2 separate regions of the Homo sapiens genome follow, and region 2 is linked to region 1. The links are chromatin loops, found by intact Hi-C in ENCODE. Cell type or tissue: Calu3. All regions are shown on one strand. Each heading gives the region's core, and the rest is flanking DNA. Links, peaks and the distances in the headings are about the cores only.

What was found. Peaks named below come from ENCODE experiments on the same cell type or tissue, not always from the same donor. Only the 100,000 strongest peaks of a DNase experiment are listed, where the experiment ranks them.
Region 2: a loop joins it to region 1, with 3 times the contacts of the local background. A loop is called at or near these places in 3 of 110 quality-filtered maps.

What each region holds. Positions count from the first base shown.
Region 1 is chr15:91,451,119-91,459,780 of GRCh38, reverse strand. All of the region lies in intron 2 of LOC107984778 (a long non-coding RNA gene), which reads left to right. Among named protein-coding and RNA genes, the nearest start is that of CRAT37, 7.9 kb to the left of the region's middle. In Calu3, for the core only: no CTCF peak of the experiment used is centred there; a DNase peak (open chromatin) is centred at 3,460.
Region 2 is chr15:91,510,565-91,519,226 of GRCh38, reverse strand. No RefSeq gene overlaps it. Among named protein-coding and RNA genes, the nearest start is that of CRAT37, 52 kb to the right of the region's middle. RefSeq lists a silencer at 2,014-2,308. In Calu3, for the core only: no CTCF peak of the experiment used is centred there; a DNase peak (open chromatin) is centred at 3,656.

The DNA of each region.
Region 1 (8,662 bases), core at 391-8,390:
GCCCTGCCAACTCTTTCATCTGGAACTTCCAGGATCTGGAACTGTGAGAAAGTAAATTTACCTTGTTTAAGCCACCAAGTCTGTGAAGTTTTGTTGTGGCAGGCCAAGCAGACCAGTACTAGATGTAAAATCAGGATAATACACAAAGGCCTGCTTCAGAAAAGAAATCAAAGGTCAGCCTACTTAGGGAAGCAGTAGGAACCATGAGAAAAGGACAAGGCTCCACAGTTGTGCCTTCTCTCTGCCCCATCCCATCCCTAGTTCACATGGGCTGGGGAAGCTGGAAGCTGAGGGCTGGCTGCAAACTAACCAGACGTCCTTCTTTATGCTGTCCCGGAGACAGCCCCAGCCTCTGCCCAAGCTTGGGGCAGGGAAAAAAGGGGACTTGGAGAGCACATAAGAGGGATATTTTACAAATGCCTTAAGAAGCTAAAGAAGACTAAAAACTGCAAGTGAGTGAAAGGTTATGCAATGTGGGCTAAGGTGGTGTTAAGCATTTCTGAAACTCATTGGGGAAAGAGGGATTTCAAAAGTATAGTTTGGAAGATTTCATAGGGGGAAAAAAAAATCATGATTATACCTCAGTGAATGGAGACTCTTCAATTAACCAATGACATTTATTGCATAGGCTAAGTACTTTTTTTCCTACCAAACTGGAACATGAGAAGAAGAGGGCAATTTGTAGGTAGCGTATTACCTGCCATCACTCATGCTTTGCTTATTTTTCATACTGCACTAATATCCTCCCTGGCTGCAGCTGTCTGGGCTGTTTTGGCTTACATATTTCATGGGCATTTAGGTACTGGATGCAAGGATTAAATTTGATGACAAATGAGAAGGTAGATTATAGTGGTGGGATTTTCACAAGTATAAAGCCACCACCTGACCTGCTGAAATCACAAGGGCAGGAATTAATGGCATAGAAGATACCACCATATATTCCTTGGTCACTTTTCGTCTGTCCTTGGAATAAGTTATCAGCTCCCTGCCAACCTCGTGCAAAGGCATGCACAATCTGAATGATATCCACAGAACACTGAATGATACTGTGTCCAATCTGGAAGCACGGGAAGTGGCACTCAGGAAGACATAAATCAGTTTATCATACCCAGACCAAAAAGAAGGAAGCAGACAGGACACAAACATTGATTTAATATGAGAGGCTTTACATATGTTACCCTCCTTTAATCCTTACAACAACCCTCAATTTTCCTGAATTTTATTCTAAAAATGGTGAGGCTCCGAGAGGTTATTATCTGCCAAGGTCACCTAGCTGGTATATGACGAAGTCAGGATTTCGGTCCAGATCCGTGTGACTTCAACCCTTGCTCTTTCCAATATACCCACTTTTTCTCCCTGAATGTTTCTTTAGATGGAGACTTTGCTTAACTGCAGCCTCCAAGAGGCATGAGAAATTCACATGGAGGACTTCTAAAGGAACGGGTGGAAGGCAATGCCTCCTGAGCCTTTGTATGTGAAAGGCATTCTGCTCAGCACTGCAAAGAACACAGAGAAAACCACCTAAAGATGCTCAGAATCTCATGCAAGGGCTGATTTACATGTCACTTTTCTTTGAAATATTTTTTTATTGCCGTAAGGGCACTTAACGTGAGACCTATCCTCTTAAAAAATTGTAGGCATACAATACATTATTGTTGATTATAAAGATATCATACCTCACAATTGTCGGGACGGCTATTACCAAAAAAAAAAAAAAAAAAGCATTCTGTCACTTGAGACAACACAGATGAATGTGGAGGACATTATGTTCAGTAAAACAAGTCAGGAACAGAAATACAAATACCACACAATCTCACCTACATGTAGAATCTTAAAAAGTTGAACAAATAGAAAAAGAGAGTAGAAAAAGAGACTGGGGGTTAGAGGATTGGAGAGATGTTAGTCAAAGAACACAAAATTTCAGTTAGATGGGAGGAATAAGTCGTAGAGATCTATTGCCTATCATGGTGACTATAGTTATTATACACCGGAAAATTGCTAAGAGTAGAATGTAAGCATTCTCACCACAAAAAAAAAAAAAAAAGGTAAACATATGAGGTAGGGCATATGTTAATTAGCTCAATTTAGCCATTCCACAATGTGTACATATATCAAAACATCATGTTGTACACCAAAAATATATATAAATTTGTCAATTAAAAATTAAATTAAACAAAAAACAAGTGTGGGCAAGGATATGGAGAAACTGAAACCAGTGTATGCTGTTGGTGGGACTGCAAAATGATACAGCCGCTATGGAAAACAGTGTGGAGGTTCCTCAAAGAGATAAAAATAAAACTACCACATGATTCAGCCATCTCATTTTTGGGTATATATCTGAAATAATTGAAATCAGGATCTAAAAAAGAGATATTATCACATCCGTGTTTATCGCAGTGAGTAAGAAATTCACAATAGCCAAGATAAGGAAAGGACCCATATGTTCACTGACAGATGAATGGATAAAGAAATTGTGGTATATACATACAATGAAATACTATTCAGCTTTTAAAAAGTGAAAAATTCTGCAATATGCAACAACATGGATGAACATTGAGGACATTATGCTAAGTGAAATAAGTTACACACAAAAAGACAAGTACTACATGATTCCACCTCCATGAGTCATCTAAAATGGTCAAATTCTTAAAATCAAAGACTAGAATGGTGGTTACCAAGGGCTTGGAGCAGAGGCAAATGAAATGTATTAATCGGTTTTTTTGAGAAGGTCATGGCAGACGAGAGGCAGGACTAGATTGCAGCTCCCACTCAGATGGACAGAGCAGTGTGTGTAGTCTCGCATTGTAAACTTTTGCTCCAGAACTACTGCAGAAATAATTCAGGAAAGCCAAGAGAACCCACGGACCCTCTGAAGGAAGCAAATTGCTCCTGCAGGACCCAGGAGACACCCCAAATACCGTGACTGCCCAAACTCTGGAAGTGAGAAAGGGGGATCTTCTGCCTCTGAACACACATGCTCACTAAGGAACCTGAAGGTCTACAACACGGAAGAAGATTCTGATCTAACCTGGAGCTGAGTCAATTTAGAGAGCCAAGCGAAATACAGGAGTAGAGGAAGCAGCGGGAAAAGCCCCGTGGGCTCTCTGCGTCCCCTGGGTAGCCATTTCCGCCTTGCCTCACAGGGGGCCTTGGGGAGGACTGCCAGAAAAGGACTGGGAAAAGGCCACAAGGAGAAGGAAACCTCCAGCTGAACTTTGTAATAATTCCAACCGCATGAGAAATCTCCTGGCCAGAACTCAAGGGAGGGCATGAATCCTGTGTGCAGACTCCACAGGTGGGGAAGCATGAAAGCCCTACTTACTTTCATAGCTGGGAGGTGAGTAGCCTGGAGCTAGTTCTCAGCCCTGCTCACCCACTGCCTGGAAACAGACTCGGTGCTGTTGGGGGGTGGGTACAGTGAAAGTGAGATCATCCTTTTGGCTTGCATGGGAGCTGGGTGAGGCCTGTGACTGCTGGCTTTCCCCGACCTCCCTGACAACCTACATGACACAGCAGAGGCAGCTATAATCCTCCTAGGAACATAACTCTATTGACCTGGGAACCACACTCCCATCCCCCACAGCAGCCACAGCAACACCCTCCCATAAGGAGAGTCTGGGCTCAGACACACCTAGCCTTGCCCCCACCTGATGGTCCTTTCTACCCACGCTGGAGCTGAAGACAAAGGACTTATACTCTGGGGAGTTCTAGGGCCCTGCCCACCACCTGATCCTCCCTATACTACCACAGCTGATGCTTTCTTGAAAGTGCCACCTCCCTGCAGGAGGCCAACCAGCACAAAAATAGTGCATTAACAACCGAAATTAAGGACCCTCACAGAGTCCATTTCACCCCCCTGCCAACTCCACCAGAGCAGATGCTGGTATCCACAGCTGAGAGACCCACAGATGGTTCACATCACAGGACTCTGTATAGACAACCCCAGTACCAGCCCAGAGCCTGGTTGACCTGATGGGTGGCTAGATCCAGAAGACAGATTACAATCACTACAGCTTTGCTCTCAGGAAGGCAAATCCCTAGGAAAAGAGAAAGTACTACATCAAGGGAACATCCCATGGGACAAAAGAATCTGAACAACAGCCTTGAGCCCTAGACCTTCCCTCTGACACAGTCTACCCAAATGAGAAGAAACCAGAAAACCAACCGTGGTTATATGACAAAACAAGGCTCTTTAACACCCCCAAAAAAAATCACTCCAGGTCACCAGCAATGGATCCAAACCAAGAAGAAATCCCTGATTTACCTGAAAAAAGAATTCAGAGAGTCAGTTATTAGGCTAATCAGGGAGCCACCAGAGAAAGGCAAAGCCCAATTTAAGGAAATTTTTTAAAATGATACAAGAAATGAGGGGAGAGATCTTCAGTGAAATAGCATAAATAAAAAACAATCAAAACTTCAGGAAACAATGGATGCACTTATAGAAATGCAGAATGCTCTGGAAAGTCTCAGCAATGCAATCAAATGAGCAGAAGAAAGAACTTCAGAGCTTGAAGACAAGGATTTTAATTAACCCAATCCAACAAGACAAAGAAAAAAGAATAAGAAAATATGAACAAAGGCTCCAAGAAGTCTAAGATTCTTTCAAACAACCAAACCTAAAAATAATCGGCAATCCTGAGGAAGTAGAGAAATCTAAAAGTCTGGAAAACATATTTGTTGGAATAATCAAGGAAAACTTCCCTGGCCTTGCTAGAGACCTAGACATCCAAATACAAGAAACTCAAAGAACACCTGGGAAATTCACCACAAAAAGATCATAACCTAGGCACATTGTCATCAGGTTATCTAAAGTTAAGATGAAGGAAAGAATCTTAAGAGCTGTGAGGAAAAGCACCAGGTAACATATGAAGGAGAATCTATCAGATTAACAGCAGATTTATCAGCAGAAACCCTACAAGCTAGAAGGTACTGGAGCCCTATCTTCAGCTTCCTTAAACAAAACAATTATCAGCCAAGAATTTTGTATCCAGCAAAACTAAGCTTCATAAATGCAGGAAAGATACAGTCTTTTTCAGAGAAACAAATGCGGAGAGAATTTGCCACTACACCAAGCCAGCACTACAAGAATGCTAAAAGGAGCTCTAAATCTTGAAACAAATCCTGGAAACACATCAAAACAGTACCTCTTTAAAGCATAAATCACACAGGACCTATAAAACAAAAATACAATTAAAGATTAAAAAAAAAGTATACAGGCAACAAATAGCATGATGAATGGAATAGTGCCTCACATCTCAATACTAACATTGAATATAAATGGCCTAAATGCACCACTTAAAAGATAACAGAATTGCAGAATGAATAAGAATTCACCAACCATCTGCTGCCTTCAAGAGACTCACCTAACACTTAAGGACTCACATAAACTTAAAGGGGTGGAAAAAGATATTCCATACAAATGCACACCAAAAGCAAGCAGGGGTAGCTATTCTTATATCAGGCAAAGCAAACTTTAAAGCAACAGCAGTTAAAAAAGACAAAGAAGGACATCATTATGTAATGATACAAGGCCTTGTCCAACAGGAAAATATCACAATCCTAAATATATATGCATCTAACACTGAAGCTCCCAAATTTACTACTAGACCTAAGGAATGAAATAGACAGCAACAAAATAATAGTGGGGGACTTCAATACTCCACTGACAGCACTAGACAGGTCATCAAGACAGAAAGTCAACAAAAAAAATGGATTTAAACTATACCCTGGAATAAATGAACTTAACATATTTACAGAACATTCTACCCACAAACCTCAGAATATACATTCTACTCATCAGCTCATGGGACTTTCTCCAAGATAGACCATATGATAGGCTATAAAAAAGCCTCAATAAATTTAATAAAATTGAAATTATATCAAGCACTCTCTCAGACCACAGTGGAATAAAACCGGAAATCAACTCTAAAAGGAACTTTCAAAACCATGCAAATACATGGAAATTAAATAATCTGCTCCTGAATGATCGATCATTGGGTCAACAATGAAATCAAGATGGAAATTAAAAATCTCTTCAAACTAAATTACAATAGTGACATAACGTATCAAAACATCTGGGATATAGCAAAGGTGTAAGAGGAAAGTTCATAGCCCTAAATGCATACATCAAAAAGTCTGAAAGAGCACAAACAGACAATCTAAGGTCACACCTCGAGGAGCTAGAGAAAAAAGAACAAACCAAACCCAAGCCCAGCAGAAGAAAGGAAATAAGATCAGAGCAGAACTAAATGAAATGGAAACAAACAAAAAAAAATACGAAAGTGAAACAAAAAGCTGGTTTTTTGAAAAGATAAATAAAATTGATAGACCATTAGCAAGATTAACCAAGAAAAGAAGAGAGAAAATCCAAATAAGCTCAACTAGAGACAAAACAGGAGATACTGCAACTGACCACAGAAATACAAAAGATCATTCAAGTGTACTATAAACACCTTTATGTACAAAAACTAGAAAACCTAGATGAGACGGATAAATTCCTGGAAAGATACTAACCTCCTAGCTTAAATCAGAAAGAATTAGATACCCTGAACAGACCAATAATAAGCAGTGAGATTGAAATGGTAATTTAAAAATTAACAACAACAACAACAAGAAAAATCCAGGACCAGATGGTTTCAAAGCTGAATTCTACCAGACATTCGAAGAAGAATTGGTACCAATCCTATTGACACTATTCCACAAGACAAAGAGGGAATCCTCCCTAAATCATTCTATGAAGCCGCTATCACCCTAATACAAAAACCAGGAAAGGCATAAACAAAAAAGAAAACTACAGACCAATATCCCTGTTGAACATAGATGCAAAAATCCTTAACAAAATACTAGCTAACCTAATCCAACAACATATCAAAAAGATAATCCACCATGACCAAGTGGGTTTTATACCAGAGATGCAGGAATGATTTAACATATACAAATCAATAAATGTGATACACCACATAAACAGAATTAAAAACAAAAATCACATGATCATCTCAATAGACACAGCAAATTAAACAAAATCCAGCATCCCTTTATGATTTAAACTCTCAGCAAAATCGGCATACAAGAGGCATAACTCAATGTAATAAAAGCCATCTATGACAAACCCACAGCCAACATAATACTAAATGGGGAAAAGTTCAAAGCATTCACTCTGAGAACTGGAACAAGACAAGGATGCCCAATCTCACTACTTCTCTTCAACATAAGTACTTGAAGTTCTAAAAAGAGCAATCAGACAAGAGAAAGAAATAAAGTGCATCCAAATCAGTAAAGAGGAAGTCAAACTGTCTCTGCTGATGGTATGATTGTATACCTAGAAAACCCTAAAGACTCCTCCAAAAAGCTCCTAGAACTCCAGCAAAGTTTCTGGATACAAAATTAATGTACACAAATCAGCAGCTGTCCTGTACACCAATAGCGACCAAGCTGAGAATCAAACCAAGAACTCAACCCCTTTTACAATAGCGGCAAAAAAAAACAAAACAACAACAACAAAAACTTGGGAATACACCTAACCAAGGAGGTGAAAGACCTCTACAAAGAAAACTACAAAACCCTGCTGAAAGAAATCAGAGACAGCACAAACAAATGGAAACATGTCCCTTGTTCATGGATAGGTAGAATCAATATTGTGAAAATGACCATACTGACAAAAGCAATCTACAAATTTAATGGAATTCCCATCACAATACCACCTTTTCCAGTTCTTCACAGAACAATAAAAAAAAATCCTAAAATTCATATGGAACCAAAAAAGAGTCCACATAACCAAAGCAAGACTAAGCAAAGAGAACAAATCTGAAGGCATCACGTTACCTGATTTCAAACTATACTGTAAGGCCATAGTCACCAAAACAGCATGGTACTGGTACAAAAACAGGCACATAGACCAATGGGACAGAATAGAGAACCCAGAAATAAACCCAAATACTTACAGCCAACTGATCTGTGACAAAGCAAACAGAAACATAAAGTGGGGAAAGGACACTCTATTCAACAAATGGTGCTGGGATAATTGGCTAGCCACATATAGGAGAAAGAAACTGGATCCTCATCTCTCATCTTATACAAGAATCAACTCAAGATGGATCAAAGACTTAAATCCAAGATGTGAAACTATAAAAATTCTAGATGATAACATCAGAAAAACCCTTCTAGACATTGGCTTAGGCAAGGATTTCATGACGGAGAACCCAAAAACAAATAAAAACAAAGATAAATAGCTGGGACTTAATTAAACTAAAGAGCTTTTGCCTAGCAAAGGAACAGTCAGCAGAGTAAACAGACAACCCACAGACTTGGAGAAAATCTTCACAATCTATACATCTGACAAAGGATTAATATTCAGAATCTACAACAAGCTCAAACAAATTAGCAAGAAAAAAAATCCCATCAAAAAGTGGAGTAAGGACATGAATAGACAATTCTCAAAAGAAAATATACAAATGGCCAACATACATACGAAAAAATGCTCAGCATCACTAATGACCAGGGAAATGCAAATCAAAACCACAATGTGACACCATCTTACTCCTGCAAGAACGGCCATAGTCAAAAAAAATAAAAATAAATGGATGTTGGGGTGATGCGGTGAAGGTGAACAGGGTACACTTCTAGTATAGAAGTGTAGGAATGTAAACTAGTACAACCACTATGG
Region 2 (8,662 bases), core at 633-8,632, 59 kb before region 1:
GGCCAATCAAATGTGCCCAACTGTTTGAACCATGTTTAAATAAGGCAAACACAGAGCTATACCCAATCCCGTTTCTGTACCTCTCTTCTGTTTTCTGTCCATCACTTTCCCTTTTCTGTCCATAAATCTTCTTCCACCATGTGGCTGAGCTGGAGTCCCTGGGCCTACTCTGGCTTGGGAGGCTATCCAATTCGCAAATCATGCATTGCTCAATTAATCGCTTTTAATTTTAATTCAGCTGAAGTTTTTCTTTCATCATCAGCTTACTCACAATTTCTGTCTAATTCGCTACAAATCAGAGGTTCCCATAACCCCTTTCTCTGCTTTACTAATTTGCCAGAGCAGTCCACAGAACCCAGGAAAACCATTTACTTACTATTGCCAGTATATTACAAATGATATTTCAAAGGATAGCAATGAACGGCCAGATGAAGTGATACGCGGGGGAAGGTCTGGATAACTCCTGAGCGCAGGAGCTTCCGTCCTGTGGAGCTGGGGTGCACCTTCCTCTGGGTGCATGGATGACCTCACCAACCCAGAAGCTCATTGAAAGTTATAGTTTAGGGATTTTTACAGAGGCTTCATTATGTAGGCATGCACAATTAACTCAATCTCCAGCCCTTCTCCCCTTCCCAGAGGTTGAGGAGTGGGGATGAACATTCCAAGTTTCTAATTATGAGTAGCCCCAGCCAGGATCCCACGAAGGGTCCCCTCATTAGAACAAAAGTTCTCCTATTATGCAGGAAATTCCAAGGAATTAAGAGCTCCATGTCAGGAACCAGGGTCAAAGACCAAATATTAGAACAAAAGATGAACCTAGCACCCCTATTGATCAGGAAATTACAAGGGTTTTAGGAGTTCTGTGCCAAGAACAGAGGGCAGAGACTATCTATCTCTCTGTCTATATCTGTAACTATATTTTTAATTATGTTACACTTAAATTCTTAGGATAAACTAAGTTTAGTCATAGAACATTAACCCATTTATACACTGCTGGATTTGGTTTGCTAATATTTTGCTTAGGAATTTTGCAAATATCCCTATAATAATAGCCTGTAATGCTTCTTTCTCATATTGATCTTTTTGGTTTAGTATCAAGGTTATTCTAGCTTCATAAAATGAATTGGAGGAGAGTCTATACTCTTTCTCAATCCTCTCGAAGGACTTACGTATGATTGGCACTATGTATTTCATAATTATTTCATCAGACTCACCAGTGACACTGTCTGGAAATCGAGTGTTTGGATTCTCATGGATAGGCAGTAAGAGTGTATTGATTGTGAAATCACAAGAAATAAAAGAGATGCATATATACATACACATATACATATATATATATACATATATATACACACATATATATACACACATTACATTATATATATATATAGACAGAGAGAGAGTGTGTGTGTGTATGTGTGTGTGTGAGAGAGAGAGAGAGAGAGAGACAGAGAGATTGACAGAGACAGAGAGAGAAATTTTGAGGTCTGGTAGGAAGAAACCTAACATGAGTCACTTTGGTAGATATTCACAGCCTGTTAACAGTTCCTTCCCAGAGGAAACCAAGGGCCTTTTACACAGTTGCTATGCACCAAGAAAAGGAACTACAAAGACCTTCTAGGGGCTGTTAGAAATGGATTCTGAACTGCTGCTCATGTTCAGAGACATCAATGATATGGTGTCCACCAGTCAGATAGGGGTTGATAGACATCAGGTGATAGACGGGGTTTTAGCACAATCCTAATGGGACTGAAGACCCAGAACAAATAATGAAAATAGATGTACTTAGCAATGGATGCAACATCCACATTGGTTTTCTGACATGAGGAGTGGGGGCCGTTCTGGTAGGAAGGACGAAACTAGGTCTACCCCTCTTGCTAAAATAGGAAACCAAAAGCAGAAATTCATCCCTGGGGAGAGGCAGAGACTAGATTAGCACAGCTATCAAAGACTTGAGGGATGCACAGGGTTAGGATTCTTACCATGAATGTTTTGATTTGTCTACATTACTGGTATAAAAGCCAGATGGGCTTTAGCAAATGACAGCAGATTATTACAAGCTAATTCAGGTGCTAAGGCTGATCATAGCAACAGTTTCAGATGCGGTGTCTTTACTGAAGGAAATCCACACTTCTCCTGCTACCTGGTGTGCAGTTAATGACTTGACAAGTGCTTTATTCTCCACTCCAAACAAAAGGAGTTTGTATTTATATGGCAGGGACAATTTACCTTTACGGTATTCATGGCTGTGTAAAACTTTACTATATTGTCTCATGGCTGGGTAAGTTCTCTCATTCTCTCTCCCAAGAGGATCCAGAGGAAGCTTTTTCACCCCAATAGCTCACAGAATATGATGATTGTTATATAGATCAAATGATGCTAATTGGATCTGGTGACCAAAAAGTATAAAGCACTCTAGATGCCTCAGCAAAACATGTGAAGCCAGAAGATAGGAAACAGACTTTTAGAAAGTTTAGGGGCCTGCCATAATGATAAAAGTCTATTTCTATATTGACTCTATAGACAACAGTCTATTGATCTATAGAAAGTTGACATTTTCCTCTTAAAGTGAGAAAAGGTGCTGAAACTTGCTCCACCCATGATTACAAAAAAGAACCAATGTGTTGGCTTTTGGAGGTCACATATGCTATCTTTTGTTATGTTTCACTAGATACTCCATAAAATCCTTGTATCAATACCACCATTTGTGGGTTAATATAATGCCTTACCCATTGCCATGGATTGCCACTCCACATCATTTCCATCCAGAAAACATGTTTTTCTTTTTTTTTTTTTTTTTTTTGAGACGAGTCTCGCTCTGTCGCCCAGGCTGGAGTGCAGTGGCGTGATCTTGGCTCACTGCAACGTCTGCCTCCCAGGTTCAAGTGATTCTCCTGCCTCAACCTCCCGAGTAGCTGGGATTATAGGCGCCCACCACCATGCCCAGGTAATTTTTGTATTTTTAGTAGAGATGGGGTTTCACCAGGTTGGCCAGGCTGATCTCAAACTCCTGGCCTCAGGTGATCCACTTGCCTTGGCCTCCCAAAGCGCTGGGATTACAGGCGTGAGCCACCGCACCTTGGCCCAGAAAACATATTTTATAACAAAATAAATGCAGGCATAGGCTCATGCCTACAGGATGCTCTGTCTTATGTGCACTCACACGCAGAAGCAGCTTGCTCAACAGAATAGTGGAATGCCCTGCTGAAGGTTCTGTTATAGTGCTAGCCTGGAGACACCAGCTTTCAAGGTTGGAACGCTGTCCTGCAGAATATGGTATATGCCTTAAACCAATGGCCAATATATGGCACTGTCTCCCCCTACAGCAAAAATGCACATGTTTGCGAATCAAAGGACAGAGGTAGGAGTGAGATCTCATAACTAACTTGAAGAATTTTTGCTTCCTGTTCCTGCAAGCTTGAGCTCAGTGGGTTTGGAAATCCTAGTACCAAAGAAGGGAATGCTTCCACCAGGCAACATGGTGATAGTTGTAATTCACTAAAAAAAAAAAATGCCAAATTGGAGATTTCATGGTACTGAACCATCAGGGAAGAGCACAGTGTACACAGTGGACTTATTAACGGGGAAAACTTGAGCTGCTGCTACTCATCGGAGGTCAGGAAATCTGTATCTATGACTCAGAGTATTCACTGGGGCCCATCCAGCTGAGGCGCTGGCAAGAGAAAGGGGAAATGGAGCAGACAGTAGAAGATGACAAATACATGATCCTCAAGTTAGACCATAAAATCAACAACCAAACTGGGGACTATGGCAGCTATGTTTATTACTTATTTCATTTCCCCATTTTCCTTCACTATCCTGTAGTAGAACCTGATAGTGGCTAATGTTTAAAGTTTCAGGTGAAAGTAAAACTGAGTTTATAGCATCCCTTGATGCTATCGTAGCTGGCAGGACTTCACTTGTCCCCTGTGATGAATACAAAATCTTTTCAGCCAGGTTAAGGCAAGAGTAGATGTTGAAGGAAATGGTGTGAGTAGTGACAGACATATTCCATTTGCCTTCCATCCATGCCCCCACGCCTTGCCACTCTGCTCCCTGCTGACCTGGATGAGCTACTACTTCCATCTTACAGAAACTTCATTGGCCTTTGGTTCCTGATTTGTTTTGGCCACAGGGAGCCCCAGCAGGAGAGAGAAGGATAGAAGAGAACGAGGTAGACTCCCTCCCTGCATAGCTGCTTCTTTCTAGATCCGCCTCTCTACACCACCCTCTCCTTTATACTCCATGGACCAAACCCTCCCCTCATCCCTTTGGGCCAATTGGTGATAACAGCTCCGCTGTTACTAGACACAGTGTACTTCCGTCTTCCTTGTAGCCTCTCCTATTCTAATTTGAGGGCATCGTCTTCCTGCTGGGACCCTGACTGCTAGAGGTCGTTTATCTATATTCTCCTTTCTCCTTCCACCCACATGCCTGCAAAACAATGACTCCAATGATCCTAAATGATTCCCTTCTCCCTTCTTTCTTTTGGAGCACATAGCAAGGAATCTTTTTATTCAGTTTAATTTCTTGTAAGAGAAAGGAGGTACTACTCTATCTTATGCTTTTTGCCCAACAAAATCCTACAGGCAGGGAATTATAAGGGCCTTGCTCTCTACTTAGACGAAGTGGGGAGGGAAGGAAGAATCAATACAAATAAATACCTTAAAAATATATCCTGTTATAAGCTTCCCTGGCTGACAATCTGCCTGCTTCCAACCTGGACATGAATGTTCTGCCCCCACTCAGCGGCCTCATCCACAGCCCATTTGGCAGTAAAAACCGAATCAAAGGAGGGCAGATGCATTTCATTGCTATGTCAGCCCTAATTGATTGGCTCCTGATACATGGTATTGGGAACAATTCTGAGGCCTCATCCCAGCTCAGCAGGAAAGAGTACTGTAATCAATTAGGGATGCCTATCCTGGGAGGTGACCAGAGGTACAGCAGCCAGAGCTATGTGTTTATTATTCCCCATCTAATCTCTCCCTCCATCTCAGCAGCAACCCCTTTCTTGGCTAGTTAACCCTCAGGTGTTCAAGAGGCCATTTCTCTCATAGGGAGAGGTCAAACTGGGTGCTAGGGCAAGAGCTGTAGCTTTCAAATTATAATACCCTTTTCTATGTTAAGAGTGGTTGTTCCGTACAGGTTTCTGCTAATACTGGCTGAATAGACATTGATGGATGATGATTCTGTATCATCTCACAGTCCTGCTATGTCTTCAGAGCTTTCTTCCTTTAGCCTTTTTAAAAATAAATATGCCACCAAAGTTTATGCTAACAGAAGGGTTTCAATATTAAATAATGACTCATTGAAGAATGAAATGGAGATATTTTTTACCCTCCTTTCAGCAATTGTTCTGCATATCTTTCCCCAGGTCCTCAAAGTCAGATTCAAGGACATCTCCATGTTTTGTTGTGTCTACCTCTAGTTCTGGCCCTATTCTTGAAATAAAGAAGGAGCCCACAGCCTCTGCCTGCCAATCACTGAAACTCAGCATTGGCAATCTGGCATATCTTGTTTAACACTGAGCTGCTACGTCGGTTTCTCAACAGACTCACGGCCCTGTGTTTTGGTTGCTGTGATGATGAGCCTTGATTCTTGGGACTGGGTTTCTGCTTCATTCCTTCCACCATCGCTGAGAATGAGGCTTTGAGCTCCTTGCAGGAAGGAGCCTTCCTACTCCTTAAAAATCCTCTCAAGTGATGACTCTCCACTGCAAATCCCCTTCTCCGCAATCTCCTCACCTCCAGCGGGCTCTGCCATATCATTTTTGTAGCCCTCCCCACCCATGGATGGCTGTTAGATGTGCCTTAGCTTTCATTCTTACCTATATTGCTGCCTCTTCTTAGGGTCAGTTCCACTGACCTATGTCTAAATCTGGGTGGGTAAGTCCCATAATTGGCACACACTCTATTCTCCGCCTCTACCTCCACATTGCTGTTGTGGAGTCGTGAAGATGTGCACAACCTGAAACTTCAGAGCAGGATTTGCCTTTAGATGCCAGACAGCTCACATAAATGAGCACCACTGATCAGGTGGGAACTGTGTAAACCAGAGAACAGATGTCCACTGAAAGAGAGGCATACACAGCTCAACCTTTGCCACTGGAAGCCAAAAATCCAGATTATGTGGAGCCTCTCAAATCATTAATACTGTCAACTAATTCACAGGTTTCTTAACAATGTTCTAATCCACATGGCATTGGTTTGTGAGTTCTACTCTATAGCGAAAAGGTGAAAGGTAATTTTCTAGTAATAACAACTAATGTTCATCTTCCTACATTCCAGCTTACCAATTCTTTCAAATGACTTGAGCAGTTTGCACATAGTGGAGAGCTCATCAAGAATTTCTCTATATATGAAGGAGAACATATTTGGAAAAAAAGTTTTTCTTGGCTGGATAGCATTAAACATTAATTCAAAATAAAACTATTTCAAGCCACATTTATTCCCTAAGAAATGAGATGAAAAGAAACCAAATGAATCAGCCAGATGATTCCAGCTCTTTAATCACCAGCATCACTATTGCTAATTGAATCTTCAATGCATATTGGCTTCACTCCCTGAGGTGCACTAAAACAAATATTTAACACTTGTCTCCTTAAGATGAAATACTTCACACGGATGAAATATTTCACGTTTGAAATTAAAAGTACCCATAAAATTGCAGCAAAGGCAGACTATGGCATCTAAATAGAGGACTGCAACCTTGTAGTGGAGAAAATAACATTATTCATTGGATCATTGAGGATCAGAACCAGAAGCGTTCTTATGACTACCGGTTTCCCAATGAAATTTACAAAGCCTAGCTGTCAGTGTTCTTAACCAACATAATGAAGGTAATACCTACGCATTACCTTGAACCTATCTCTTGCTGCTTTTATTATGGAATCAGATTTTTGATGCTGATTGGGTTGTAACGGTCAACTGTTTTGACCAGATGTCAAAATAACCAGATGTTCCCGTTAATTGGTTGGCAATTGACCTGAATTTTTTGATGTAGTTGATTCATTGTTGCATTTTGATTTGGTTTCCAAGGTAGAGAGTTGACAGTGAGTGAAATATTCAGCATTTGTGAAAAGTGTCCCTGGGCCCTTTCCAGCTATAGAGTCTTAAATTTCATCTTTTCATATTCATAGAAGAAAAGAGTGTGGAAAAGCTAAGTTCGGGCACAAAATAAGCCAAATTGTAGTGAGCTAATTCCCTTGCGAAGTACGCCTGTAAATGAATATTAATCAGAACAGGAAGTGACTGTGAAAAAGCAAGGATCCATCTTTAAAGTTCAGCTGAACTCTTTAAAACAACATTTTATTCAAAAATGTAACTAAGAACATATCGCATATATATACATACACATAAATTAACTTTAGAAGACACATTTTGCCTCACTGTACTGCAATTATATGTTGTATTGTCTGTGATTAAAACAGGTCCTATAATATAACAAAAATGTTTTCAAAATTATATTTCAAGAAATAAATGTTGCCCCATTGTAATAACAGATTTGTGCAGTATTGGTCCTGGTTGAAACAAACCTAAATTTAACATTTTTTCAAAGGGAAAAATTAAAGACAAATTTTAATAATATTAAAATGTGGGAAAACGTTAAAGCTATAAAAATATAATGACCACTAGGGAGATGTAGAGACCCAGTGAAGATGTCACTTGTTTTAAAAAAATTAAAAATAAAGTGAAGCATGGTTTGATGTTTTACTCTTGCTTTTTCTTTTTGATTTCTGGTTTATTCATTCCAAACATTATTAATTCCCAAAAAAACACCTGCCTGCTTTTCTAAGGGTGATCCAGAGTTCAACAGCATTGATATTCCACTCAGAGCTTGTTAGAAATGCTGACACCACCCCGCCAAAGCCCCCCCAACTCTGCCCCAACAGCTGAATCGGAATCTGATTTTACATCTTCAGGTGATGTGTATGCACATTAAACTTTGAGAAGCACTATTCTACAGGGCACTAAAACAAAAATTAAAAGTAAGAGTGATTCCTGACCTTGAATAAGTCATAGTAGATCAAGTGAACAGGTAATTATGGAACAAGTATCAAAGTACGTACAAAGCACTTTGGGGACACAGAGGAGAAAGTGTGTACTTTAATGGAGGCAATGATTTAAAAGGTAGAGAAATCAGAGTTGGATCTTGAAGACCAAGTAGAGTGAAAAGCATTCCCAGCAGAGAGGGCATGTGACAGGTTAGGGAATGGCAGCCCTTTTCATAGAGTGGACTGGTAATAATTTGAACCAAGAGGCTGTGATGGGCGAGTAAGGCAGGATAGCAACCATTGCAGAGACCTGGCAATGGAATATGAACTTTGTCCTTGGAACAATGAGGAGAAATCAGAGTTTTGAAGAAGGGGCTTGACTTTATCACAATTCTCTTTCAGAAACGTGTGCAGTGTATGCAGGCCACAAAAGATGAGGAAGCTACCAGTGAGTACGCTGTTGCCAGGCGTGTATTTAGGAGCTAGGAAGGATTTAAAAGACCAGTGGAGGACAGGATTGATTGGGTGTGATTTTTGACCCCTGAGGTCCATTTAACCAGGGTATCTTTAATACCTATAGAACTCTGAAGTGATGGATATTCAATAAATGGCTTTAGAGTTTTTACATCCTCCAAATACTCACAAAGAAATTCATTTATGCCATGT